2 separate regions of the Homo sapiens genome follow, and region 1 is linked to region 2. A link is a loop called in an ENCODE intact Hi-C map of the cell type or tissue named here. Cell type or tissue: transverse colon. All regions are shown on one strand. Each heading gives the region's core, and the rest is flanking DNA. Links, peaks and the distances in the headings are about the cores only. Region 1 overlaps ZZEF1 (zinc finger ZZ-type and EF-hand domain containing 1). Region 2 holds the start of LINC01975 (long intergenic non-protein coding RNA 1975).

What was found. Peaks named below come from ENCODE experiments on the same cell type or tissue, not always from the same donor. Only the 100,000 strongest peaks of a DNase experiment are listed, where the experiment ranks them.
Region 1: a loop joins it to region 2, with 10 times the contacts of the local background. A loop is called at or near these places in 1 of 110 quality-filtered maps.

The regions. Positions count from the first base shown.
Region 1 is chr17:4,053,643-4,056,550 of GRCh38, reverse strand. ZZEF1 (zinc finger ZZ-type and EF-hand domain containing 1) reads left to right here. Exons shown (of 55, transcript NM_015113.4): 33 at 206-335; 34 at 2,356-2,494. Among named protein-coding and RNA genes, the nearest start is that of LINC01975, 78 kb to the right of the region's middle. In transverse colon, for the core only: no CTCF peak of the experiment used is centred there; no DNase peak of the experiment used is centred there.
Region 2 is chr17:3,974,499-3,977,406 of GRCh38, reverse strand. It overlaps LINC01975 (long intergenic non-protein coding RNA 1975), which reads right to left and starts at 304. Exons shown (of 2, transcript NR_146884.1): 1 at 213-304. RefSeq lists enhancers at 1-785, 786-1,622. In transverse colon, for the core only: a CTCF peak has its summit at 1,243; a DNase peak (open chromatin) is centred at 396; H3K27ac peaks cover 1,447 bases.

The DNA of each region.
Region 1 (2,908 bases), core at 148-2,647, 79 kb before region 2:
TCTGGAAAGGGCTTCTCCTTCTTTCTTGGCATATATCTACCAAATATTTGACAAATCCTGGGGCTTTGAAAAGCAGTTGACCTTTCCCTCTCAGAAGTTGAAAAATGCCCAATATAATAGACCTATAGACACAGGGTCTGCTAACCAGTACTTTCCTTGGTGATTGGGAGAGGCATGCTTTTCTCTCTTTATGTCCTTCTTTCAGCCAATGGAGTGAAGAAGATGAGCTTGCTGATGCCAAGCAGAATTCAGAATGGATGGATGAGTGTCAGGATGGCATGTTTGAGGCCTGGTATGAAAAAATAGCCCAGGAAGATCCAGAGAAGCAGAGGAAAGTAAGACCTCTCAACTAGAGTACTCTGAAGTGATTTGCTAGGAGTTTGGAGAGGAGAGTTTGCCTGGGGGGGTTCTGGCAGGCTCTTACCTGAGAGGGCTGCAGGTGGCATTCAATACCCTAGTGAAGGGGTCCCCAACCGCTGAATGCGACCGAATGCAGGCTGTGAGCAGCAGGCAAGCGAGGGAGGCTGAGCTCCGCCTCCTGTCCGATCAGCTGCGGCATTGGATTTTCACGGGAGCATGAGCCCACAATAAACCGCGCATGCGAGGCATCTAGTTTGTGCGCTGCTTATGAGAGTCTAATGACTGATGATCTGAGGTGGAACAGTTTCATCCCGAAACCATCCCCCACCCAGTCCTGTGCAGAAATTGTCTTCTACGAAATTGGTCCCTGGTGCCAAAAAGGGGGACTGCTGCCCTAGCGTCTGGTGTTTAACCTTTAACCTGAGGGGCTATAAATCCTGATTTGACTACACTCAGAGTGGCTCCCTGCCGTAGAACTAGACTCATTGAAAAATTGGCTCTTAAAGCTGATGTACAATATGAGGTGCCAGTTTACTAATTTACAGTGAGAAATAGAATTGCTGGAGGGCCTGGGCTCTAGTGTCCTTGGAGCAGCACATTCTCTTCCTGTAGACAAGCAGTGTGGGAAGCCACGTTTCCATCAGAAGGCTGCCTGGTGAGCATGGGAGCAGCCGTTATGTATAGAGAGGGCATCAGAGCTGCATGATTCAGATGTGCAAAGGCTCAGGCTCAGATAGCCCACTGTGTCCATCTCCACGTCAGGTGTTAAATCCATCGCTACCACATGTGCCAAGCATCTGCTGCCTCAGATTCATTCATTTTCTAAGTATCGAGTGCCTACTATGTGCCAACCACTTTGTTCACGTAGCACCACTGTGGTGCTTGGATGGAGCTTGCCAAGTGGGCCTTTGTGGCTTTTTCTCTCGCATATGTTAATACCTTTTGGGAGTTCTGTAGTTGTAAGGTGACTTGGCATATTTGCTCTGGTCTACTGTATGACTTACTGATTTAGATCCCTCATTTCCAGGCCCTAAAGAGAAACAATACTGTAGTCCAAGTACTTTCCAGTAAAGCAATTTGTTTGCTCATTAGACAGTACCCAGACTATCCCTGCAGAAAGTTTGCCTGTAAGTGCCAGGGACAGTACTCCTTTTGCAGTGTTTCCTGTATCTGTGAACACTACCATCGTCCAACCACGTACCCAAGCCAGAAACTTTCTTCCCTTTTACTGATCCCTATATCCAGTCGGTCACCAAGGTTTCCCACTTCTGCCTCAACACCTCAAATCTACGCACCTTTCACCATCCCGCCTACTACTCAGTCCCAGCCCTTATAATGTGCCATGGGGTTCCTTTAACGCTTTGGTCATGGTCAGTCTCACTGAGTCCAGGCTTGCCCCTTTGATCCATTCTTTCCTCAACTTCCAGAAGAGCACTCCAGTCCGATCACATTACTCTTCTCTCTAAAAACAATCTGTAACTCCTAAGACTGATATGCAAGGCCCTTTGTGGTTTAACCTTTCTCTCTTCATCTGACTCTTCCCCTCTGTACTGTATTCGACGCACTGAGTCATGCCAGTTTCATAAACCTGTCTCTCATCCCCTTTTTGCTGTCTGTCAAATTTGCTATTTCTATCTGACATGCCCACCTCCCTTACCCCGACCCGTCTAGTACCTGTTTGTCCTTTGGGTCTCACCTGAGGAATTATCTCCTTTGGAAAACCTTCTTTGACCTTCTGAATACCCATTGGTAGCCATAGTCCTCTGTCCTCTAAGCCTCCTGCAATTTCCTGTGAAAGCACTGGTCATACTAAATGGTCATCACCTCCTTGATGGAATTCCCAACTAGACACTGAGGAGCTTATTCATTATCAAATCCTAGCACTTAGTACAATGCCTGGAACATCTTCAGTACCTAGTGAATGGAGGAATTGATTAGTGAATTGTGGCCACCTTAGAAAATCTATCAGTTAATTGTATATGTTTGGCCTTACAGATGCACATGTTCATTGCTCGCTACTGTGACCTGTTAAATGTGGACATCTCTTGTGATGGGTGTGATGAGATTGCCCCCTGGCATCGATACCGCTGTCTGCAGTGCAGCGACATGGATCTCTGCAAAACTTGCTTCCTAGGTAAATTTCATGAACTGGGTACGCCGTATCCAAAGGCAATATCACTTCTGATTTCTATGATCTTGTCATTTTTAAAAACTCTCAGTGTACTAAATCAAAGTACTGCCCAGTGGTATTTTCTCTGACTTCTTGGCGAACATGAGCCTTATCTCCTCAACTAAATGAAAAGCTCCACAGCCCTAATATCTGTCGTGCTTCCTTCTTCTATCATGCTGGGTGTAGCCACATAATAAACACTCGGGACCAGTGTATGTATGTTCAGTGGAGTTTTCAGGAAATAGTGTTTGCTTCTGAATCATGCAGTGTTTACATGTAGCAAAATACACACGCACACATACACAAGCAAGCTTCAAAAATCCTCGTACACTTGACTTCTAGGTGCTGAGGTAAAACAGATGCACAGTAGTGCACACC
Region 2 (2,908 bases), core at 213-2,712:
GCAAATGAGGGGATGTGGGTCCAGGGAATTAAAGACACGTGGACGCCAACTTGCAAATTTGAACATTTTCCTGGAGTCTGGTTTTTGGAAGCCAGGGGACAGAGCCTAACTGAAGCTCCCTCCCACCCTGAGCCCCCACTGTGTCCAGACAGCAGCTCGAGGCCCAGCAACTCCCAGCACCCAATAGCCACTCTGGGAATGACCACGCTCACCTGCCCTGCAGATCCCCTGGGTCCACTGGGCCTGCGCTGGGTGTGCCGTAAGTTATGGCTTCAGGGAGTCAGCGTAGAGAGATAGAGGGCATGCCAAGGTCACCCACAGGCCCAGCTATGGATCCGAGAGCCCCACCTGTGCGTCTGCCGCAGAGGTTGGCTGCAGCCCAGGCGTCAGGTGGTTTGGACATAGTGCCCAGCCCTGCCACGCTGGGGATCTGGGTGCCGCTGCCAACTTCCTCCACCTCTCTGGGTTCCCGGGCCCCATCTGAGGACCTGGAAAGAACCCAGAGCGCTTAGGCCTGACCTGGCAGACGCCGGGCCTAGGCTCTGGGCCACAGTGACAGGATATCCCCAGGGAGCTGGGCTGGCTGCCCACGCAGGGAACACCAGGGCGGAGACCTGGCACTGCCGAACGAGAAGACCCAGAAGGGCATCCAGGAGGGAAAGTCAGAACAGCTGAGCCTCAGGGGTCAAGAACAGTCCAGGGTTGTTATGGAAACCAGGACTACAGGCAGTGGGGGCAGGGAACGCTGTGCACCTACAAATAGAGCCTGAGAGCCAAGGCCAGGGCCCCGGTCTCCTGCCGCTTTATCCTCGCGGCCGGGGACCCTGCAACCTCCAGACGCTGTCCCACCCCCACTTCACAGCGACCCTGCGTTCAGAGGGGAAGGGGTGTTCCCAGACTCCCACAGCTAGGGTGGTACCCGGGAGAACCCAGCCCAGCGTGAGGACTTGCCCAGCCACCCTAACCCAGCCCCAGGCCTGGGAGCACCCCCTGAGGTGAAGCCGCAGCCCCACCCCCCAGCCCCTGCACACAGGAGTCAGGCTGGCCCTCCAGGTTCAGGGCCTGACGACTTGCCCTCAGGCACCCCCAAGCCAACAGCCTCTTCCCCATACCAGGGAGCAAGTCCCAGATCTCAAAATGCCTTTTCCAGTTGTGCCTTAAGGCTTGCAAGCTCGGTGGGGTGTAACAATTTACAAGGCAAACAGGGATTTTGTGTCTTATGCACTAACAACCCACTTCCAGCTGAGGCCGTGCAGGCAGACTGGTCAGGCTTGGGCTAGGACAGCTGGAGCCCTCTCCCCTGCTGGTAGGTGCAGCACAAGACTGGCACTATGTATTTGTGCCCGACACTGTGGCAGGGAAGAAGGTAGTACAGAGCCAGGGAGAGCCCAACCTACTGTGTGGCATCGGCAAATCCCAGCCCCTCTCTGAGACTTAAACCCCTGTCCGTGGCCAGGCACGCTGTCTCACGGCTGTCATCTCAGCACTTTGGGAGGCTGAGGCGGGTGGATCACCTGAGGTCAGGAGTTCGAGACCAGCCTGGCCAACATGGTGAAACCCCATCTCTACTAAAAATACAAAAATTGGCCAGGCGCGGTGGCTCACGCCTGTAATCCCAGAACTTTGGGAGGCCGAGGCGGGTGGATCACAAGGTCAGGAGATTGAGACCATCCTGGCTAGCACGGTGAAACCCCGTCTCTACTAAAAATACAAAAAATTAGTCAGGCGTGGTGGCAGTCACCTGTAGTCCCAGCTACTTGGGAGGCTGAGGCAGGAGAATGGCGTGAACCTGGGAGGCAGAGCTTACAGTGAGCAGATATCGTGCCACTGCACTCCAGCCTGGGTGACAGAGTGAGACTCTGTCTCAAAAAAAAAAAAAAAAAAAAAAAAAATTAGCCAGGCATGGTGGTGGGTGTCTGTAATCCCAGCTATTCAGGAGGTTGAAGCAGGAGAATTGCTTGAACCTAGGAAGCAGAGGTTGCAGTGAGCCGAGATTGCACCACTGCACTCCAGCCCAGGCAACAGAGCAAAACTCCGTCTCAAAAACAAAACAAAACAACAAAAACACACACACACACACAAAAACCCCTGCCCATACAATGGGGTGCCGCCTGATGTATCTCATGAGGAGGATGGCGCACACTTATGGATGTGGGTATGCTCATCCCTTCTTTCACTTTCTAGTATTTGCACCCTGCTTCTTTTTCTTGTCTTATTGCATTGGCTAGAACCGCCTTCATTTAACCAATCAATGTCTTTGAGAGTCCAGTAAATGCCAGACTGGGTGCCACGAACTGAGATGGAGCGGTGTGTGCCACAGACACCACGGCTTCTGCCCCCAGGACATCCCCACCCTAGAGAGCAACTTTACAATGACCTTCGTGCAGTGGGCTGGACTGTAGAGACCTCATGATGACTCGGATACAGCGCCTATTCTGGACAGACACACAGTGTGGGTGCTGTGGATGACAATTAGGAGCACACAAGCTGATGGCTGCTCAGGAGGCACAGGCCACTGGCTCCTGAGAGATCCAGGGGGACTTCTTGGAGAAGGCAGCATTGAAGCCGGGCTTTGAAGAATGCTGAGGGTTTAGACATGTACAGATGAGAAGAAGAAGTTTCCCAGGATGGGTAACAACAGACATGGAAAAGGGCTGGGAGCAGTATAGAGCAAAACAGTTCAATGGGAGGAACTCTAAGGTGCTGGGAGTGGATGTGGGAGCAGGAGCGTGAGATGAGGCTGGCGAGATGGACTTCAGGCCAAGCTGCGGAATTGATCTGAACTAGGTGACAGAGGGAGTCACTGAAGGCACGTGAGCAGGAGGGTAGCAGCAGGGCTGCCTGGGGAGGGGTGGGAGCAGCAGAGGGAGAAGGCAGGCCCCGAAGGAGCAGGCCCAACCTCACACGG